Linked DNA regions of Homo sapiens: region 1 is linked to region 2. A link is an interaction called in ENCODE POLR2A ChIA-PET data of the cell type or tissue named here. Cell type or tissue: PC-9. All regions are shown on one strand. Links, peaks and the distances in the headings refer to the core of each region. The heading gives the core; the rest is flanking DNA. Region 1 overlaps SIK3 (SIK family kinase 3). Region 2 holds the start of LOC124902763 (a long non-coding RNA gene).

Region 1 (11,663 bases), core at 2,538-10,537, 100 kb after region 2:
ACATAGTGAGACTCTGTTTATTAAAATAAAAATAAAAGTAGAAATAAAATAAAATAAAAATCTGTTTAGTTGTTGTTCACATTTGGTCCTTTAGAGATACTTTTTTGAGACAGAATCTCACTCTGTCACCCAGGCTGGAGAGCAGTGGCATGATCACGGCTCACTGCAGCCTCTATCTCCTGGACTTAAGTGACCCTCCCACCTCAGCCTCCCAAATAGCTGGGACTACAGGTGCATGGCACTATGTCTGGCTAATTTTTAAATTTTTCTGTAGAGATGAGGTCCCTCCATGTTGCCTAGGCTGGTCTTGAACTTTTGGGCTCAAGAGTCCTCCTGCCTTGGCTCCCCGAGGTGCTGGGATTATTATAGTCATGAGCTACTGCTCCTGACCTAGTGATAACTTTTTGAATTCCAATTCCTTGATCCTTTAGCATCCTAGGCAAAGACAACCATTTCTGCTGGGTAAAGCACAGTGAAAAGCCCTGCTTCTCTGTATACAAATGAAACAGATTGTACAATTAATATGTATTGGGTGCTGCATGGTCCATCCTAACAGTAGTGCTAATTGCCATATCATTTATTTTTACATTTGGAAGTATTTTACTTTGGCCTCAATGTAATTTTGTTTTTTTAATGCTGTAGAGTGTATGGGATATAGGTAAGGAGTGGATAAGAAAGGAAACAATAGAATCAGAAATAGTAAGAATTGCTATATAAATGCCTTTCCCTGTAAATGCACACAAATATATGAGGTGTTTTTTTTTGGGGGGGGGGGTCTTGCTCTGTTGCCCAGGCTGGAGTGCATTGGTAGGATCTTAGCTCACTGCAGCCTCCACCTCCTGGGTTCAAGCAATTCTCTTGCCTCAGCCTCCTGAGTAGCTGGGATTATAGGCGCCCACCACCACGCCTGGCTAATTTTTTGTATTTTTAGTAAAAATGAGGTTTCACCATGTTGGCCAAGCTGGTCTCGAACTCCTGACCTCAAGTGTTCTGCCCGCTTTGGCCTCCGAAAGTGCTGAGATTCCAGGTATGAGCCACCATGCCCGGCCACGAGTTTTTTGTATGTATGTCTAAATACGTAGAAAGACAAGATTTACCCCCTTTTTTGGTGTCTGTAATAAATTTAGTGATATACGTGTATGGGTGTATATGTATATAGATATGTATGCTATGAGTTAGAAATGAAAAACCTGCCATAAAAGCAAGAGGAAGGAGGAGTTAATTTTGCCTGAAGATGTCAGAGAAGGCTGCATTGAAAAAATTTGCCATAGACCTGGTGATAGGAGATTGAATGGGCCTTACTAGCTGTGTATAGTGGTTTGTACCAAAAAGTATGGGGATAGGAGGGGAAAGTGGCTGGGAATATTGGAAAATCTAGTTGAAAGATAGGTTGAAGGCCGATTGTGAAATAGTTTCACTTACTTTATCATTTAAGTAATAGGTTGGTTAGACCTTTTAGATCAGATCAGTATTTTGAGAGTATCTCTAATAGTATAGAATTATTTGTACTTCTTGACTGAAACTATATGTTAAATAATGAATTTGTAACTTAGTTATTAGAGTGTTCAAATTATACCTGTTTCTCTCCCTTCCCTCAATTTTTAGAAAGCATTCTCTAATGAGGCAGGGGTTTTTGTTTGTTTTGAGACAGCGCCTTGCTCTATTGCCCATACTGGAGCGCAGTGGCATGATCTCGACTCACTGCAACCTTCGCCTCCCGGGTTCAAGTGATTCTCATGCCTCAGCCTCCCTTGTAGGTGAGATTACGGGCGTGTGCCACCATGCCTGGTTAATTTTTGTATTTTTGATAGAGACGGGGTTTTGCCATGTTGGCCAGCTGGTCTCAAACTCCTGGCCACCTTGGATCCGCCCACCTTGGCCTCCCAAAGTGCTGGGGTTACAGGCATGAGCCACCATGACCAGCCAAGGCAGGTTACTTTTATATTGGTTAAAAGAGTGCCTGATATTAAATCCTTAGTCTCCCACTAACCAGCTCTCTCTCTGACCTTGGATGAGCCTTAAACTTTGGTTTAATTCATTTGTAAAACAAGCATAATAATGCCTACCTGAAAGAACTGTTGTGAGGATTTGATTGAACGGGATAATATGTAAAGCACAGCTCTTGACACACTGTAAATGTAGCTGAAAAATAGTAGTGATTATTTTGTGGTAACAGCTTTCATTGTAGAAGAAAATTAATGGAATGTGAAGGATTAATGATTTTGGGAGGTGGAGGGGAGGAGACCTTGTTAAGTAGATTAATTAGGAAGTTATTGGTTTGTCCAAACAGTGCTTTTAGGTGACAAGGGAATTCAGTGTGGAAGAGGAGGTTTGGTAGGAGAAGAAAATATAATCAGTTTAGTTGTAGATGGGTTGAGTTTAAGGTACCCAAGGACACAAAGGTAATACTGTGGAGGTGGCTGTTGGAAATACGAAGCCTGGAGGTACGAATGTGGAAGTTATTGCTGTCTGGTTGGAGATACTTGTGTCTGGGAAGAGTGATCGAGTGAGTAGTGGCCTATTAATGTTTTCTTTTTTTAAAAAATTTACTTTCAATATACTGCCAATAAAGTAATTTGCACTGTTATACTAAGGTATTAGACCACGTATTCTGAGTTCAGATTTGTTGCTTGACTCGTTAATGTATGTAGGTTATACCCAGTTTTGGTAAGCCTCCTGACCTTTGGCCCCATTCACAGCATTATCTCTATCTCTCAAAGGGAAAAAGAAGTTCATTCTTTGAACTGGGGAGTGCTCTGATGTTGGCAGGTCTACTCCTCCTCAGGTCTAGACACTCTTGGCCTCCACAGTGGTTTTATTCAGGAAAGTTCTCACCTTTGAATTGTAGACTTAGTGCAGACTTGCTGGTAGTTGGCTAGGCGGGATCACAACAGTGATTGGTATTGGTAAGTACATGTATTGCTGCCAAGAAGTTGCATAGTTCATGTGTTCAGTCATAGCCTTTTCTTTATATGACGACCCCGCTGAAATACAGAATGGCCTGCTGCCTTCTCACAGAAGGTCTACTGTTCCAAGCTTATTTTTTTCTGAGTGAGAAGAAAAGGTCTTTTGCCACTGTTTTCAGACTGAAATTTAAATTTCAGCTGCCTTGGATCCTATATAATAAAAGATTGAGACACAGAAATTGTTCTATTAGACTTGAAATTTCAATTGCTTTTACTTCCCAGTTTGTAGTAGTGTTTGAACCTAAAATCCTATGTGTGTTTTTAGTTACCTTTTCAAGTTAAACTTTCAGAAACTATCTGCTTAACTTAAAAATTTACTCTTGTTAATTGCCCAACCACATCTTACTTCATGTGTCAAAATCTGCCTGATATTTTTAATTTGGAAGTCCACAGTAGTGGGAAGTCATAGGAACTCCCAGTCAGGGTATTCACAGTAACTACTCACAGTAATAGGAACTCACAGTCAAGTCTAATTTTTCATTTTAATTTTTCCAATCCCTTCTTTACTTCTAGTATACTAATTGAAAAAAAAAAACTTGGGTTGCCTTTAGTTTCAATTTATAATTTTTATTAGGATTTTACTGATACTGTATCTTTTTGGTACTGGAGGTCTCAGAGGACTGACCTGGTTCTACTTGTTTGCTCTTGGGATTTAGAACGATAGTTTCTATTGTGTTGAGCCAGCAACATTTTGCTTATTTTCAAGAGGCAGAGTGGCAGAGTACTAAATTGCAAGGTTGTGCAGACCTTAAATAAGTGTATGGTGAGCTATAAAGTTACAATGTTAAATTAGTTTCTGGCTGGCCCACATTGTTTCCAAAGTTGACTTTGCATTTTAAAAGACCTTACTGATTTAAAAAGCGAATAGAGAACTGCTTGGAAACACATATCATCTGAGAGACATTCGAACATGCGGGGAAAAAAAAAAGTGGAAGGAAAGGTGCTGCTGGCTGGGCATCATAGACTAGAAAGCTGCATTTAAAGTTTAAACTGCTTGGGTAAGACATGTTTTCCTGGTTTATCCTCATGTTTTTTTCCATCTGTGTTCTCTTGCCATTATTACCACCAAATACAGGAGAATACTCCTTTACTTATTGTAGTCTTATTTGGGAGACAGACTAGAGTGTGGATTATGTAGGGACAGAAAGGGAGACTTGAGGGTTTTTTTTTGTTTTGTTTTGTTTTTTCTTCCAGTATTTAGGTTCATTGATGTACAGGGCATATGTTGTCTTCTTTTAGATTTTTCAGTGAAGTTTTGTACTCCTCTCCATAAAACTCTCACACATTTATATTTATACATATATATGTAATATATATATTATTTATTTATTGAGAAAGAGTCTTGCTTTGTTACCTAGGCTGGAGTGCAGTGGCATGATCATGGCTCACTGAAGGCTCAACCCCAAAGACTCAAGCAATCCTTCCACCTCAGCCTCCCAAGTAGCTGGGACCACAGGTGCACATTAATATGCTTGGCTAATTTTTTAATTTTTAAATTATTATTATTGTAGAGATGGGGTCTTGCTGTGTTGCCTAGGCTGGTCTCAAACTCCTGAGCTCAAGCAATTCACCTGCCTCGGCATCCCAAAGTGCTGGGATTATAGGTGTGAGCACCACTGGCTGGGCCAATGTTTTTTCTCTTATAATGTTTCTTCTGATACTTTGTGGCTATTCTGAATGTGTTCTTTTAAAAATTATCATTAGAAAGTTACTTCATTTTTCTTTTTTTCTTTTTTTTTGAGTCAGAGTCTCGCTCTGTTGCCCGGGCTGGAGTGCAGTGGCGCCATCTCGGCTCACTGCAAGCTCCGCCTCCCGGGTTCACGCCATTCTCCTGCCTTAGCCTCCCTAGTAGCTGGGACTACAGGCGCCTGCCACCGTGCCGGCTAATTTTTTGTAGTTTTAGTAGAGACGGGGTTTCATGGTGTTAGCCAGGATGGTCTCAATCTCCTTGTGATCCACCTGCCTTGGCCTCCCAAAGTGCTGAGATTACAGGCGTTACTGCATTTTTCTGCACCAGGATCTCTTTATTTTGTACTTAGGCTTTGCTTGCTCCCTCTTTGCTTTAGTTTCATCATCTGTGAAACAAAGGGGTTAGGTTAGAATAAGAAATTTCCAAAGATCTTTCTACTTCTCACAGTACGTGGTGCTGTGTCGAGGTAACGTCCTTTACATACCTCATGAAGTTAGTGCTAGTTGTACCATCCAAACCACACATAAGTTCTGTGAATACAACCAAACAGCTTTGTTCACATGTATTTGCATGTGTTTCAACTTACCGTGTTCTCTGCATAATGATTCTTCAACAGTTTGAGGTAAAGAGTGAATATTTCAGTTTAAAAATACAGTCAAAAGTATAGTTTCTTATTCTGGTGGACGTGGTTTACTACTACCTCCTCCCCCTGTGTTTTAGTTTGTTGCTGTGCTAGTTTTATTGCATATTTTCTCTCCTAAAAATAGATGGTCTTTATCTAAAGCGTAGTTTTTATAAATATTTGCATCTCAAGTAAATTTTTTCCTACCACATGGATTTCATGTGGTGAGTTCCATGAAAGCAGGTTGTGTTAAGAGGGCATTCTCCTAGTACCTGTTTATTCTTTTCCATACCTCTGCCCCAAGGATCTTGTTTACTGATGTCAGAATACTGGCAGTTTGAGTAGTACTCTTGAAGAGTTATTTTTGTATTTATTTCTGCTGGATTGAAGGAGGTAGATGTTGTACTCATTATCTCTCAGAACATCTATTCAATCCTAACCCCCAAAATATACCTTAGAAACAGGCTCTCTGTGTTTTTTTTTTTTTTTTTAATCTTTTATGAAGACATACAATACACACATTTCTCTTAGATGCTGGCCAGGAATTTGTTTGAACAAATTGAAATGGCAAGTTTTAACCCTAATTTGAATAGAGTTCCAGAAAATGAAGTTAGGGCAGAGGTTGGTGAGGGGTCATATTGGAGTGTCACTGAGCTAGTACCAATTTGTTTGTTTGTTTTGTGGTAAAATGCACATAATATAAAACTTAGCATTGTAACCATTTTTAAGTGTACGGTTCACTAGTGTTAAGTACACTTGTATAGTTGTGCAATCAATCTCCAGGACTCTTTTCATCTTGCAAAACTGAAACTCTGTACCCATTAAGTAACAACTCCTCATTTCCCCTTCCCTCCAGCCTCTGGCACCACCATTCTGCTTTCTGTTTCTATGAGTTTGAGCCAGTATTTGTTTAGCTTTTTCATTTTTGTCTTGAGAACTTGACCTTCTTTATGACAGCTAAATGGATGTTGAACATGAAGAGGAGAGTAATCCAGTAAAACTGGTAGCCACTCTTCATGATCCATGAGTGTTGGTAGTTGCCAACCCCGAAATTAGAGTATCAGTCAGTCTTCTGTAATGCAGTTTGGAAATTGCTATTCCTTGTGTTTGAGGATGATGACAATAGCTAGTGACTAACACTTACTTGGTACTTATTACATGCCTGAGGTTAGAGGAAAGACCTGCTTCTGGGAAGAAAGAGTAAAGGAAAGATTGGGTGCATGACAATGTATAGATACATAAAGGAAGTTCTTGTCTGTTTTCTCTGTTAAGCTCAAAGCTAAGTCATCTGTTGAAAGTTAGGGGGCTCAGGTTGGTTAGGAGGTTTAAATAAAGTGACAGATGTTTGCAATTACCAGGAAATGGGATAGAGACTCATCAGGGAAAGTAGAATAATACTAACAGTATTAGTGGTAATAATAACAACAACAAGAACAGCTAATAATGACTAGTTATCTGTTCTATGCCAGCTACATTTTATGTTGTAATCTTTATAGCAACCTTATTAAAGTAGTTGTTATTACAGGTAAGAGACTAAGTTGCAGAGTTAGGATGCCAGTGTCACTCTGCTGCCCCAAGCCCAGGTGTTCTTTCCTTTTTCTGCACTGTTAATGGCATTGGGAGTGTCTGCCTGACACTACAAACCAGAAGTTTAGAGTATAATTTTTAGAAATTGTTCTTCAGAGAAAGGAGGAAGAGTGGGCTGAAGTAAACGCTATATGTCTAAAATATCACAATTATGTTGACTTTTTTTTGCCACCAGAATGATTGATGCCCTTGATGGGTCATTTCACTAAATAAAGTGAGTTACCACAGCCCAGTAGAAACCCAGATCTGGTTGTGTGACCTTAATAGAGGTATCTGAAATTATAAATTGATTTTCTTCCAATAGCCCGCATCTGAAATAACTGGATTGAGGTTCATGTCAGTAAATTCTTCAATTTCTATGTAGGGAAAAATGAGGACCTTTTTGTTTGTAATTATTCTATTTATTGAACAGTTATTAGTTGTACTTCTAATCTGTACTAGAAGACTATATTACAAAGTGTTTATTTTCCCTAAACAATGGCTTCTCTTGATTCGTGTTCATTATTGCCCTAAATAAATTGAAATTTAGAAAAAGAAAAACCCAGTTTTCTTAGTATCATACATGCAAGCTTAAGTTTTCTTATTTGTTTGTTTTTATTTGACATACATGAAGGTTATTTCCAAAGATACAAATGGAGGCCAAAACAGTTTGACATAAAGCAGACCAAAACAGATTGAATTATACTGTACCTCTACACTGACTAGCATTTTGATGTCTAGATGGATAAGTAAGCATAGTGCTAATTTACAAGCGCAAACTCAACTAGTAAGATTAACTAATTTCTAGGCTGTAATGAATTTATATAAATATTCTTGTTATTCAGATGGGAAACCTCATAACTGTGCTGTAGATTAGACTTGCATTGCCTAAAACTGGAGAATGTAACTTTTTTTGTTTTTTTGACAAACCCACAGCCAGCATCATAGAGAATGTAACTTTGCCTCCCAAATCTGTGTATGTCAGATCACTTATAATTGGAGCTGCACAGTTCCCTCTTCTAGGTTTGACTCTTTAAACTTGGTAACATCTCATTAGGCTAAATGAATTCTCCATGCCCTATTGTCTGTCTTGCTATGTTGCCTAACACTTTGATTTTAACATTAGGAAAACAACTACCAATAAACATGAGATAAAACACAAAATAGATGAATACCACTAGCTTGGTAATATAAACCATTATATAACAGGGATTTGCTGCAGACTCTTTTCACACATAGAAAACTTTTCCAAAAGACATTTTTGAAGTTTCGCTATGAAGAAAGTTTGCCAGTGACTGAAAGAACCTTTTGTAGGTCCCTATTTGGGAGTGCGGTAACTGGTGCTTCTGGACTCTATACACAGAGATCCAAGGCTAGGAAAATATCTCAGGGTAAAGCTATCTAAGTTTTGTATCCAAAAGCTATTAATTTCTTCAGTTATGAGAAGAAACCACAAATTGCGTAATGGCCTTGGTATTTTGTTGGTATGGAGAGAAGGATGATCTCAGAAGACTTGTAGGCCTGTCTTGGGGTGTCTGTGGTGTGTGTGTGTGTTGCTTTTTTTCCAACTTATAAAAAAACTCAACAATCAATCTTAGCCACGTTTTTGAAACCGTAGATATTCTAAGTTAGCAAATCCAAATCAGTACACGAAACAACCATTTTTGCCAGCACCAAATGCATACTTTGCTGAGCTTTCGTATCTGGGCTCCAGAGTTTATTCATAGCAAATTCTGACATCTGCTAAGTTCTATTATGACCCAGAGGGGAGCGAAGTGAAGTAGGATGAAGAATCTGGAAACGCATGCTGCTTATAGGGTAAATTGCATTGAGGAATTTGCATCCATGTAGCCTTTCCCCTTATGGACCACTGTGACGTTTAGTAGGCTGAGCTAAAAGGTCATATTGCTCAAGATGAATAACAATAAATGGTTTGTTCAGTGACTTGTTAAGCCTACTGCCAGTGCCTACTAATAGCCAAAATAGCTATTTCTCTTCTGGGATATATGAGTTTGGCTGTCATCTTTTTGGGAATATGGTAATTTGTAGCCATCACTTTCAGTGTGGTGGGGAGATCTAACATTTAAAAGTTCTTATCCCAGTGGTTTACAGATCCCTTTTCCCCCACAAACCGCTGCTGCTTCTTTTGAACCTTGAATGCTACCATGGTTTAATTTTTTTTTTTTTTTTTTTTTTGAGTCAGGGTCTTGCTCTGTCACCCAGGCTGGAGTGCAGTGGCATGATCATGACTCACTGCAGCCCCAGCCGCCTGGACTCAAGTGCTCCTCCTGCCTCAGCCACCCAAGTAGCTGGGACTACAGGCGTGTGCCACCACACCTGGCTAATTTTTAGATGGGATTTCGCATGTTGCCCAGGCTGGTCAAGCAGTTCTCCCACCTTGGCCTCCCAAAGTGCTGGGATTACAGGTGTGAGCCCTCATGCCCGGCCTTCCTTTGCTTTGCTTTTCTTCAGTTGTGGTTCAGTTCTAGACCATGTTTACAGTAGATACAGGGGCACAGCTCCCAATAGTGTTTAAAACATGTGAAGTATCGGGGCAGAAGTTAGCACCTCTAATAAGTTTAAATTCCCTCGGATTTGCTTTATAGGAAGTATGTTAAGAACATTTTCCAGAGCATTTTCATTCAACTGATATATTTTACATAGCTGCCTTATTAAAATACAGATGTATTCTTGAAATTATTGACCAATTTTTTTTTTTGAGATAGTCTTGCTGTGTCGCCCAGGCTGGAGTGCAGTGGCACAATCTCGGCTCACTGCAACTTCTGCCTCCTGGGTTCAAGCGATTCTCTTGCCTCAGTTTCCCGAGTAGCTGGGATTACAGGCGCCCTCCAACATGCCTGGCTAATTTTTGTATTTTTAGTAGAGATGGGTTTGGCATGTTGTCCAGGCTTGTCTCGAACTCCTGACCTCAAGTGATCCATCCACCTCAGCCTTCCAAAGTGCTGGGATTACAGGTGTGAGCTACCATGCCTGGCCGATCAATTTTTTTTTTTTTTTTTGAGACAGAGTCTCGCTCTGTCGCCCAGGCTGGTGTGCAGTGGCCGAATCTTGGCTCACTGCAAGCTCCGCCTCCCGGGTTTATGCCATTCTCCTGCCTCAGCCTCCCGAGTAGCTGGGACTACAGGTGCCTGCCACCACGCCCGGCTAATTTTTTATATTTCAATTTTTAAGAAATGAAATAAGATGAATGATGAGTAATTCCTTTTTCAGTAATATAGTAGATTAGATATTCAGAGAAATCCCCTCGGGTCAGAAATTTTTTTTTTTTTTTTTTTTTTTTTTGAGACGGAGTCTCGTACCGTCACCCAGGCTGGAGTGCAGTGGTGTGATCTGAGCTCACTGCCACCTCCGCCTCCTGGGTTCAAGCGATTATCCTGCTTCAACCTCCTGAGTAACTGGGACTACAGGTGTGTGCCACCATGCTCAGCTAATTTTTGCATTTTTAATAGAGATGGTTTTCACCATGTTGGCCTTGATGTCTTGACCTTGTGATCTGCCCGCCTCAACCTCCCAAAGTGCTGGGATTACAGGTGTGAGCCAGCTGGAACATTTTTAAATGAGGCTAGGAAAGGTAAAAATGTATGAGCACATATAATATACATATAACGTTCTGGAACTAGTGTAAGAAAAATAATTGAGGCCGGGCATAGTGGCGCACGCCTGTAATCCCAGCACTTTGGGAAGCCGAGGTGGGCAAATCACGAGGTCAGGAGTTCAAGACCAGCCTGGCCAACATGGTGAAACCCTGTCTCCACTAAAAATACAAACAATTAGCTGGGCGTAGTGGTAGGCGCCTGTAATCCCAGCTACTCGGGAGGCTGAGGCAGGAGGATTGCTTGAACCCAGGAGGTGGAGGTTGCAGTGAACTGAGATTGCCCCACTGCACTCCAGCCCGGGTGACAGAGTGAGACTCCGTCTGAAAAAAAAAAAAAAGCATCATTTCATAAGGCAGAGGAAGCCCTGAAGGTGGTGGTGGTTCTGAGGGTTTCTTGTAGGATTAGAGGAAAGTGGAGGGACAAGAGACAAGTAGTACCTAAGCATAGTGGAAGGTCCTACTGGAGACTGTCCCAGATGGAACTGGGACCCTGGAGGGTGCAAGTCTTCAGTGCATGAGTAGAAAAAAGATGTCCAAGATGTCCTGCATGCAGAGACTTGCCTCTTACTGTCTTGGATCTGGTTGGAGAGGGGAAAGAAGCCTCCCATGTGATTGCCTAAGCAGACGCCCATACTCAAAGATTTGCAGTCAGATTTTATACTACCTGTGAGGACTGAAAATCTCTAAACTGAAAACTTAGTTGAAAGTATTCCTATTTGGTTATGGTTCCCAGTGTCTGGGAGAATCAAATTCATATCTCTTTTAAATTAATTAATTAATTTTAGAGACAGGGTCTTGCTATGTTGCCCAGGCTAGTGTTGAACTCCTAGGCTCAAGCAGTCCTCCTGCCCCGGCCTCCCAAAGTGCTGGGATTATAGGCATGAGCTACCACGCCTGGCGAAAACACACTTTCTAGTCAGGCCTTAAAGACTTTTAATAGAGGAAGTTGCAAGAAATGTGAGTTTGCGTAAGAAAATAAGCAACTATGAGTTGGTTATTTTGAGTCAGATGGGGCAGATTCTATTTTCCAGATATGGAAACAGTATTTCCTGACTCCTGCTCTTCTAGAACCTCACTATTGTACTATCAAGAAGTAGAATCTTTTTCTGTTGAAGCTGGGCAGTCCTTTGTGACTGCTTTGACCAAAAGAATATGACAGAAGTGATATTATTTCATTTCTGAGGCTAAGTCATAAAAATACCA
Region 2 (11,663 bases), core at 1,968-9,967:
GTGAAGGAGCCACACCAGCATTCATTTGTGTTTCTGTAGCAGTGTGCAATTTCCTAGTTACAGTTACAAGTGCTATATCTTTTGCTGCTTAAATTACTCTGACTACATGAGTGAAGCTTAATTCACAAGGAGTTGTCACGTGCTCTGGGTGAACTAGGAGCATATTTTGGCCTGCTCCATGCTTCTCTGAATCCACTTTGGAAGGGGTTCTCAAATGCGGACAGCTTAGATGTGCCTAACAGCTGTCGACATACAGTACGATGGCCTATTAAGGTTATGGTTTGGTTATATAACAATGGTGAAGGTGCATAGGTACTAGAAGTTGCCGAAGCTGCTGCTTCAGTTAACTCAGGTTGATTTTTTTTCTCCCCATGCACTGCAGCCTTTATCTTACTTCTGCAGAGGGGTCATTTGGAAACAGAGAGTTATTTTTTTCCCCCATCTGTCTCCAGAATGTGTCATTTGTTGTTTTGTCTTTTAGAGGTGTGTGATTTTTTTTTCCCCTTGTAGGAAATGGTCTGGGTTTTCTTATAACCATATATAACAGTCAGACAGAGGTAATTCAGATGATACTTGTGTTGGCTGAAGGAGGTTAGGTAATAGGTATTTTCTGAACATTAGAAATAATTATGATCCCCCTCCTTTTTTTTTTTTTTTTTTTTTTTAAACACACATGACCCATTCCAAGAACTAAGAGACTAAAGTAAACCTCATTTATTGAGTAGGATACTGCACTCCATCCAATACTGCGTGGTTAAGCTGGCCCTTTCCCAAATTCTGTTAACTCTCAAACCGTCTAGAGTGGGATCCTGGGATGAATAAAATCAGTAGAGAAAAGTGAAGCTTTTCCTATTTGGTTGTTGGTTACTTTTGCAGCACGGCATTCATGAGCTCAGACTTCATATTGGCAGCACTGCAGTGCTTAGAGCGGCACTGCAGAACAGTTACCAGGAGAGAATGTTCAGCTGTGACATACTTTGGTTAGTAGCTCACCCTGGCTGTCTTTGTCCTACCTGCTTTGATTTCCTTTTCTTTGGAAGAGCCTTACTTAGCCTGAGGTTCTCTGGCTCTGTTTTTTTTTTTGGTAGGAAACTATAAAGTATTACAGATATTTTTAAAAAAGAATGTTTTCTGCTCTCAAATTGCAGGTAGTCTGTTGCCTGTGCCTAATTATACCTTCACTAGTTGGATGATTGGGAACAAAGAGTAGATAGATTTTGTATGCATTTTTTTTCCTTTTTTAAAATATTGGGGCAGGGTCTTACTCTGTCACCCAGGCTAGAGTGCAGTGACACTGCCAGAGTTCACTGTAACCTCCAACTCCCAGGCTCAAGAGATCCTCCTGCCTCAGCTTCCTAAGTAGCTGGGACTACAGGCTTATACCACCACACCAGGTTAATTTTTAAATTTTTTTTGTAGAGATGGGGGTCTCATTATGTTGCCCAGGCTGGTCTTGAACTTCTGGACTCAAGTGATCCTCCTGCTTCAGCCTCCCAAAGTGCTGGGATTACAGGCATGAGTCTGTAACCCAAATGCTTGGCCCATATGCATTTTTTAAAGTATGCATGACTATAAAAGCCTTTGGCCAAATACGTTTAAACTATATTTCAACAAATATATATCACTTGCCTGTTATTGGTTTGTGGTAAGAGTTCCAGCTTTGGATAAAGCAACCTGAGTTTGAATCTTTTGCTGCTTAATAGTTGGATATTTTTAGGCTGTGAGAAGTTATTTAACTTCTGTGTGCTTGGGTTTCCTCATCTGTAAAGTGGGATGACAGTAGTACTTACCTCACAAGTTTAGGTGTTATGAAGATTAAAGAAGATAGTGTATGTAAAGCTCTTAGAGCAGCATGGTGCCCTAATAGCATGACGTAAATATTACCATCATCATCATCGTTATCAGATGTTTTAGTAACATAATAATATTATGGACATAATAATAGTCCTCCTTTTTTTGCTTCTCACCCCTTGGGCACGATTCATGAATGTATATGCCATTAGTTTTGTGTAGGTAGATGCCATCCTGACGATAGACTTTCCTGGTAAAAAAAAAGTTTGCTACTATTGCAGGTGCCACTTTGAGATAGTTGGATTTAATTTGTATAGGGTACAGGCTGGCTAATCTCATGAAATCAGCATTTTAAAACATAAATTTTCATTAGTTAAACTTTTTTTTTTTTTTTTAAATAGCAATGTGACTTATCTAATGAAAACTGTGACCAACACTGGCTTTTGCTTTGGGCTGCCTTGAATTTTCAGTGTGTTTTGTGTAACTAATTTTTGTTATGTTGATGATGGAACAGAGTTGAGTGCAGTCTTTTCTCCAGAGGTCCACTTAAATTAGGTTTAAGTGAAATATTTAAGAAATGTTTCTGCAAGCTTAAGGACACATTTGCCCTTGCGTGCACAAGCAAAGGCCTTAGACGGCCAAGGTCAGAATTCTTAACTTTAAATATTACACAGAGAAGACATTTTGCCCTATGACCCCTTTCCAAATATTGACTAGCCAGACACATCGGTGTGGTTTAGTGCAAACTCATTTCCATGAGGAGAACAAGTCAAAGTGGGCTAAAAGCATTATTTTCACCTCTAAAGAAGAGTTTAACGAAGCACATGAGATGATGCTTTCACCCATTAGAAAACTGAAAACAAGATTCATTTGGTAAGTAGGAGAGAATTATGTCAAAAAGAAATTGAAAGCAGAATTTACATTAGATACATTTGAGGAAGATAGCCCCATCCCTAGACAATCTAGAAGTGACTATTGAAAGATGATTATGTTCAGTTTGATACAGTGGTGATGGGGTTGCTAAACGTTTTTGAAATTTTGTAAAGAGCTAAGACTGATTGAGACTAGTCTCTCCAGAGTCAAAATACCAGTATTCCATTTTCTACATCAAAGATGTTTATTTTAACATTTTGACTTTGGTGCCAGCTCCCTAGAAAGTCATAGATCTCGCTCAAGCCAGAGGTGCCCAGACTAGTTATTTCTGTGCCAGAAGTGCTGTTTTCATTTTTCAGGCTTCAGTCTGGCTAATGTTTTCTAGTTCATCGCGTAAAAGAGAACAAAATGGATGCTTTGAAAAGAAAAAGAAATGCTTTCTACTCACCAGAGCCACTGTAACTGTAAAACAACACCTAAGACATCTGCATAGAGATGGAACCTTTCCCTTAATCATTTATTCATTCAACACATTTATTGAATGAAAATTTTTTGTCAGGTTCCATTCTAGGGTCTGGAGTGCACCAATGAACAAGGGAGACAAAAAGCATCTGCCTTTCTGGAGCTTTCTAGTAGAAGGAGACAGACAAGGGACATGTAAAAAAATTAAAAATTTCATATAGGAATGAATACCAGGAAGAAAATAAACGGACTAGAGAATCCCTGGGGGGGGCTGCTGCCTCAGATAGAGTGGTCAGGGAAGACCTTTCTTTCCAAGATGATGATATTTGAGCTGAGACCTGAGTGATGAGAAAAAGCCAACCTGGGAAGATTTGGAAGACAGAAGATTCCTTACAGAAGGAATGGCATGTGCAAAGGCCATGGGGCAGAAGTGAGTTTGGTTTGGTCAAAGATTAGACACAAGGTCATGATGCCATGGTACCTTAGCAAACAAGTGGAAGGATGGGAAAAGATGAGGCCAGACATGTAGGAGGGGCCAGATCATCTGGGTCTTATGGCCATTTTATGGAATTGGGTGTGACACGGGGGTGACATCAGAGAGTATCAAGCAGAACACTAATATCACCTAATTTATGTTTTTAAAACGTGGCTGGATGTGGTGGCTCATGCCTGTAATTCCAGTGCTTTGGGGGGGCATGAGGCAGGAGGATCACTTGAGGCCAGGAGTTCAAGACCAGCCTGGGCAACATAGTGAGATCCCATCTCTACAAACAATTTAAAAATTAGCTGGGTGTGGTGGTGCGCACCTGTAGCCTCAGCTACTTGGGAGGTGGAGGCGGGAGGATCACTTGATCCTGGGAGTCTGAGGCTGTGGTGAACTATGGACACACCATTGTATCCCAGCCTGGGTGACAGAGTGAAACCCTGTCTCAGGAAAACAAACCAAAAGAAAAACAGCAACTCATGCTGGTTATTTTATGGTTAAGAGCAAGAATCCTTTTCTGATGCATTTCTTGGCACAAGGGAGGAGTTCAGTTTTAACAACTTATATTCTTTCTCACTGTAGAGGAATATTGACATAAATTGCACATAAATTAAGCATGATCAACTAACAAGTATTTGTTGATTTATTGGGCATGAAAAAGACCTTAGAGAGGTTCTATTCTAGTTCTGTCTTCTCCACAGTCTGGAAAGACAGACTTAACAGAATTTATAATCTCAGGTTTTGCCTGGCATGGTGGCTCACGCCTGTAATTCCAGCACTTTGGGAGGCTGAGGCAGGTGGATCACCTGAGGTCAGGAGTTCGAGACCAGCCTGGCTAACATGGCGAAACCCTGTTTTTACTAAAAATACAAAAAATTAGCCAGGCGTGGTGGTACATGCCTGTAATCCCAGCTACTTGGGAGGCTGAGGCAGGAGAATTGCTTGAACCCAGGAGGCAGAGGTTGCAGTGAGCCGAGATCGTGCCGTCGCACTCCAGCCTGGGCAACAAGAGTGAAACTCCGTCTCAAAAAAAAAAAAAAAAAAAAAGAAAAAAAAAACCTCAGGATTTTACGGACTTTTAAAGTCATTTAGACCAATTATCCATTAGATTCATGGCTCATCTCTCTCCTCACTCCCATTTTCCCGGAGTCTTATAGGTAGTTAGTGGGGGAGCTGGAGTTAGAATCCAGTTATCACTACTCCTACTTAATTCTACCCTGACTTCTCTAATCACAGAAAACAGTGCCCTTGCCTTCTGAGCACTTGCTTTTTTACTGGGGAAGCGAGATACACCTATACCAATTAAAGTCTAAGATATTTATCCTTTCTATAAGACAAACCAAAAGCGAGATGTCATGATGAGAGGAAACATTTCCGAGTAGAGAGGAAGAGTAAATATTCCAACCCTGTATTTCACCTGTCCTTTGGCATTATACCACTCTGTCACCTTTGCCACTAACTTTTAGTACCCTATGGGTCCACTGCTTTGCCTTTAAATCTGCTAGTCAGATGCCCCTTGGCATGACTGAGATATGAAGAAAATGAAAAGGGAAAGAAGTAAACACAGCATGCAATGACCGTAAAAGTAGTCTGCCTTACGTAGTTTTCTCATGTCATTATATCTAGCTAACTCCTAGGGAATATTGGTAATTATACATTTGTTCTGCTGGGCTGGTCTGATCTACCTTTGAGGGTATGTTTCTTAGATGGGCTCCTCACTTACTAAATGACTAACACTTTCCAGGGATGGTGACATCTTATAACTCATTAAGAGAACTGGTCATCTAGATATATACCTTGATGACACAGGTGAGGGTCAAGAGAACCATTTATATCAAGGGTTCCTCTTTTTTTTTTTTTTCATTATCCTAAGTAAACACAAGAAGGAATTCTTCTTAATATAGTTCTAGTTTCTGGTCTGTGGGCTATGGCTGTTCTCCAGATGAATGATCTCACCTATCAGGTAGGTGAGTCCCTGGTTCCTCCTAATAGCGAGTAGCTTGGTCCCTTTCTGGGATAATAATGTAGTCATACAGTCCCGTGGATGACTGATAACATCAAGAGGGTGAAAATTATATACATTCAAATGGGCTTTTATCCTAATCTAATAAAATATTGCTAAATAAATGGCGTAGGCAATGTCCTTGAGAAGTCTCAACAGTCTTGAATGAATTAGCTTGAAAGACTTCTTTTGGATCTGTTCAGAATAGAATTGCGGAAGCGAGTACGGAACTGTTGGATGAGCCATCAGTAAGTTATGTTAGGAACATATTTGTGTTTAGCAGGTGTGTGATCCGTGGTAGACAAGGAGCCTCTGGACACTGATGGTATTTTATCTCAGACTTAGGCTTTTCAAAGAGGTAGGAATCAGATTGTGAATACTTAGCCACATTTCCCAGAAGTTGAAACGGAAAGAGAAGCAGACTCATTGCCTGTTGAAGCTTGTCTGTGTGGGCTGAGCTCACTCAGTTGGATACTTTCGGCCAGTTATTTTAAACTAAATTTAGGTTTTGATGAAGTTCTGAAAAATTATCAAATTTCTGTCTAGTTTCAGCTCCAGCGCATGTTTACCAGCAGTATACTTTACTTTTCATAGCTCCCCCCAGAATTGAATGTGAAAATGTAGGTTAGTTGCCCACATTTCTTGAGACGGAATTTTTTGGAGAAGAAATTTTTTATTCCATCCATCCATCCAATAAACGTGCAAAATTATCAGAAATAGAAATGGATGATATATGGCCCAAAATTCAAAAGGTACAAAGGAGCATTCAGTGAAATGAAGTCTTCTTGCCACCCCAATACCTGAGTCACACAGTTTCTTAGTCTTTTTTTTTTTTTTTTGAGACGGAGTCTCACTCTGTTGCCCAGGCTGGAGTGCAGTGGCGCGATCTTGGCTCACTGCAAGCTCCACCTCTCGGGTTCACGCCGTTCTCCTGTCTCAGCCTCCAGAGTAGTTGGGACTACAGGCGCCTGCCGCCACGCCCAGCTAATTTTTTGTATTTTTAGTAGAGACGGCGTTTCACCATGTGTTAGCCAGGCTGGTCTCGATTTCCTGACCTCGTGATCTGCCCGCCTCAGCCTCCCAAAGTGCTGGGATTACAGGCGTGAGCCACCGCGCCCGGCCAGCTTCTTACTCTTATAAACATTTATTAAGGGCATCTCTGGATTAGTCCAAGTGCTAGATGCCGTTTATTTTCTGACAGTGCTTTGACATACTTGAAATTTCCAAGCATAATTTTACTTAAAAGTAAAAAAAGAAAATACCTGGCCAGATGCAGTGGTTCACGCCTGTAATCCCAGCACTTTGGGAGGCTGAGGCAGGAGGATCACTTGAGCCCCAGAGTTGGAGACCAGCCTGGGCAACATAGTGAGACCTTATCTCTGCAAATAATAATAATAAAAATAACCAGGGGTGTGGTGGTGCATGCCTGTGGTCCCAGCTACTCAGGAGGCTGAGGTGGGAGGATCGCTTGAGCCCAGGAGGTCAAGGTTTCTGTGAGCTATGATCGCACCACTGAACTCCAGCCTGGGCAACAGAGCCAGAGCACTTCTCAAATAAAAAAGGACCAAAGAAAAATACCTAACCTAACTTATACTGCTCATTAGGATGGCACAGTGTGATAATCTAATGTAAGCCCTGTGGGGGCCGGAATTTTAATCTGTTATTCACTGCTGTATTCCTTATGTTTCGTGCAATGTCTGCAGATATTCATTGAGTACATGAATATAAGGATTAAAAATAAGAGCTGAGTTTGTTTTTATACCCTTAATACATCTTTTGACTTTTACTATTGGAATTTCCTATCTATAGTTAAGATGTTAAAGAAAAGTAATTTTCTACCTTTTTCTCACAAATCTCCGAGTAAGGAGATTTCACAGCTTTTCTGGGCTAGTAATTGATTTTTGGCATATCTCAAACTTTTACTATTAGGAAGATCAGTGTATCTAAAGTAAGTCTTGCAATTTGAATTCAAATCCCTTAGTTTTTTGTTTTTTGTTTTTATATTTTTGAGATAGGGTTTCGCTTTGTCACCTAAGGCTGGAGTGCAGTGATGTGATCATGGCTCTCTGCAGCCTCCACCTCCTAGGTTCAAGTCATCCTTCTACTTCAGCCTCCTGAGTACCTGGGACTACAGGTGCATGCCACCATGCCCAGCTAATTTTAAAAAATTTTATTTTTAGTAGAGATGGGGGTCTTGCTATGTTGCTAGGCTGGTCTTGAACTCCTGGGCTCAAATGATCCTCCCTCTTTGGCTTCCCGAAGTGTTGGGATTACGGGTGTGAGCCATCACGCCTGGCCAACATCAGTTTTACTTTACCATAACATTGCTGTTATTTTTTGAATCTTTTTTATAATTTTATTTCTAGTTTTTCACTTTACAAATTTTCTGTGATAACCATTGTTGTGCACAAGTCTTTGATGTACTTCTGATTTTTTGCTCCGGATATATTGTTGAAAGGGAAATTACCGTGCCAAAGGGAACACATGCTTGTACGGCACCTAATATGTATATTGCCACATTGCTTTCCAGAAAGGCTGCACTAGAATTAACCTCCTGAGCAGTGTATGAGCAGGCTTGGCTCACTGCAAGCCACACTGGCTCTCTTTATCTTATCTGTCTCCCCATCTGCCTTTGTTGGCTTGGGGGTGTAGGGCTTTTAAGTCTCTACTACACCTCTAAACCTAGTCCCATAGATATAGTACAAGTCAGGAGAAGGTTATAGCAGCTGTGTAATCCATCTTTCCCTGTACCAAACCTGGAAGAGGAATGACAAGAATTCAAGTGTAAATCTAACCTTTTTTTGAGGCAGAGTCTTGCTCTGTCACCCAGGCTGGAGTGCAATGGTGCGATCTCGGCTCACTGCAACCTCCGCCTCCTGGGTTCAAGCGATTCTCTTGCCTCAGCTTCCCTAGTAGCTGGGATTACAGGTGCCCATAGCCACGCCTGGCTAATTTTTGTATTTTTAGTAGAGATGGGTTTCACCATGTTGGCCAGGCTGGTCTTGAACTCCTGACCTCAAGTAATCCACCCCCCGCCCCCAGCCTCTCAGAGTGGTGGTATTACAGGCATGAGCCACCGCACCCGGCCAAGTCTCACCTTTTACTTGCTTTTTATAAATCATCATTCTCTCCTGATCTTTGATAAAGGGACAAAAACCCAAACTGGAGAAATTGCTGAAGGGAAGAAGAAAGGTTAATGAGAAACAGACTCTTGATCACCCAAACCATTGATTTTTTTTTTTTTTTTTTTTGAGATGGAGTCTCGCTCTGTTGTCCAGGCTGGAGTACAATGGCGTGATCTTGGCTCACTGCAACCTCTGCCTCTCCGGTTCAAGTGATTCCCCTGCCTCAGCCTCCTCAGTAGCTAGGATTACAGGCACGTGCCACCACACCTGGCTAATTTTTGTATTTTTAGTAGAGACGGGGTTTCACCGTGTTAGTCAGGCTGCTCTCCAACTCCTGACTTTGTGATCCACCTGCCTCGACCTCCCAAAGTGCTGGGATTACAGGAGTGAGCCATTGCACCTTGCCTCTCCACTGACTTTTTTTTTTTTTGAGACGGAGTCTCACTCTGTCACCCAGGCTGGAGTGCAGTGGCGCAGTCTCTGCTCACTGCAACCTCTGCCTCCTGGGTTCAAGAGATTCTCCTGCCTCAGCCTCCCAGGTAGCTGGGACTACGGGCGCCCACCACCACACCCGGCTAATTTTTTTGTATTTTTAGTAGAGACGGGGTTTCACCATGCTGGCCAGGGTGGTCTTGAACTCCTACCTCGTGATCCACTCGCCTCGGCCTCCCAGAGTGCTGGGATTATAGGCGTGAGCCACTGCACCCAGCCTACCATTGATTTTTAAATAACTATTTTTTGGTAAACCAGCGTGAGAATTTCAGAGATTAATAAAAGTTGTAAATTGCTCCTCCCTCGTTTTAATGGTGAAAAGATAGTCAAGGAGATTGTGAAGGAGAAAGTTATATGAATAAATATGGTAATGCAGCAGTCCTATCATGTTTAAATTTGCTGTGTGCATTGTACTTTATGGGTTAAGAGATTTTCAAGGGTAATTGGGCCATATAGGATATTGTGCTTAGTATGTTGTGGGGTTATGACTGTGGAATTATCTGTGTTTTGGACATTTGGTGGTAACTGCTTTTCTTTTATCTCCAATAGAAGCCCTCCTATACAGTAAGTTTTGGTTATGATGTGCTTAGTTAATTGAGGGGAAAAACTGATAAAGCAGGAAAATCAGAAATATATATTCATGCATTAATCTTTTTTTGGTTTTTCTTTTTTATGTAGACGGAGTCTTGCTCTGTCGCCCAGGCTGGAAGTGCAGTGGCATGATCTCGGCTCACTGCAACCTCTGCCTCCTGAGTAGCTGGGACTATAGGCACATGCCACCATGCCCGGCCAATTTTTGTATTTTTTGTAGAGATGGGGTTTCGCCATGTTGGCCAGGATGGTCTCGAATTCCTGAGCTCAGGCAGTTCGCCTGCTTCGGTCTCCTAAAGTGCTAGGCTTACAGGCATGAGCCACCATGCCTGGCTCATGCATTACTCTTTTAAAAAGTATGTATTGTGGAAAATTTCAAACATAAATGAAAGTAGAGGGAATAATATAATGAACCCCTATGTGCCTGTCGCCTAGTTTAAACAGTTGTCATCTTGTGACCAATCTTGCATTTATACCTTTCCCACTTCCCCGCTTTTTTCCTGGATTTTGAAGCATATCCCAGAATCCTTTCATTTCATCGGTAGATATTTTGGCATGTATCTCTAAATAGATGAAGATTCTTTAAACAAACAAACAAAACCAAACCCCAGGGCTGGGTATGGTGGTTCATGCCTGCCATCCCAGCACTTTGGGAGGTCTAGGTAGGTGGATCGCTTGAGGCTAGCTAGTTCAAAACCAGCCTGAGCAGCACGGTAGTAGTGAGGCCCCATCTCTACCAAAAAATAAAAATAAGTGAGCGGTGGATGGTGGTAAGTGGCTGTAGTTCTAGCTACTTGGGAGGTTGAGCTGGGAGGATTGCTTGAGCCCAGGAGTTCCAGATTACAGTGCAGTAAACTATGGTTGCGCCACTGCATTCCAGCCTGTGTGACAGAGACCCTGTCTCTAAAAAGGAAAGAAAGAAAAGAGAGAGAAAAGAAAGAAAGAAAGATTGATTAGCACATAGGTTAATATCAAAATATCTTAACCTATGTTAACAAACATTAATGTTTTTTGTTAATATTAAATATTAATGTTTGTTAACATAGGTTAATATTTTGTTAACCTGTTGATGCAGGGCCAAGGCTTTTTCTTTGTGTGCCCTAGTTGGAGTTCCTTAATTTTGTTTCCATTAAATACACCCATAATTCATTATCTATAATTTCCAGTTTTGTTTGCTTTTTAAAGCAGAACATGAATTTAATGGCATTTGTGAAGCAATATTAGTACAGCATCCCTCTTGATTTTTATGACTCCTTCCCAGTCTTTTATACTCATCTCATTCACGTCTAATTTACTATGTCTTTTTAAGCATTTGATGAAGTTTTCATAGAAACGTATCTCCTTAATTTTTCATCAGTTTACATTCTATTTAATTAAATTACATAACTGTAATAATGAGCAACTGGTATAAATAGGTTTGGGAAAAAAACAGTTAATTATTGGTAAGAATATAACTTAATAACGGGAGGCTGGGCCCGGCGCGGTGGCTCATGCCTGTAATTGCAGCACTTTGGGAGGCCCAGGCAGGCGGATCACCTGAGGTCAGGAGTTCCAGACCAGCCTGGCCAACCTGGTGAAACCCTGTCTCTACTAAAAATACAAAAATTAGCTGGGTGTGTTGGTGCATGCCTGTAATCCTAGCTACTCGAGAGGTCTGAGGCAGGAGAATTGCTTGAACCTGGGAGGCAGAGGTTGCAGTGAGCCAAGATCCTGCCACTGTACTGCAGCCTGGGCCACAGAGCGAGACTCCATCTCAAACAAACCAACCACAAAAAAACCAAAAAACTTAATAATGGGAGCAGCAGAAGCTTATAAGAGTAAGAGACAGCTGTTATTAGTTGGG

The links. ChIA-PET counts read pairs that join two places held together with the same protein. Peaks named below come from ENCODE experiments on the same cell type or tissue, not always from the same donor. Only the 100,000 strongest peaks of a DNase experiment are listed, where the experiment ranks them.
Region 1: POLR2A ChIA-PET joins it to region 2 with 10 read pairs; 11 of 35 experiments call an interaction of 5 or more read pairs at or near these places.

Annotation. Positions count from the first base shown.
Region 1 is chr11:116,981,428-116,993,090 of GRCh38, reverse strand. The region is part of intron 1 of SIK3 (SIK family kinase 3); the gene reads left to right. Among named protein-coding and RNA genes, the nearest start is that of SIK3, 110 kb to the left of the region's middle. In PC-9, for the core only: no CTCF peak of the experiment used is centred there; DNase peaks (open chromatin) are centred at 6,350 and 8,330; H3K4me3 peaks cover 1,039 bases; H3K27ac peaks cover 3,422 bases.
Region 2 is chr11:117,084,195-117,095,857 of GRCh38, reverse strand. All of the region lies in intron 1 of SIK3 (SIK family kinase 3), which reads left to right. It overlaps LOC124902763 (a long non-coding RNA gene), which reads left to right and starts at 7,080. Exons shown (of 2, transcript XR_007062899.1): 1 at 7,080-10,784; 2 at 10,867-11,663. In PC-9, for the core only: no CTCF peak of the experiment used is centred there; DNase peaks (open chromatin) are centred at 5,497 and 5,837; H3K4me3 peaks cover 1,799 bases; H3K27ac peaks cover 3,230 bases.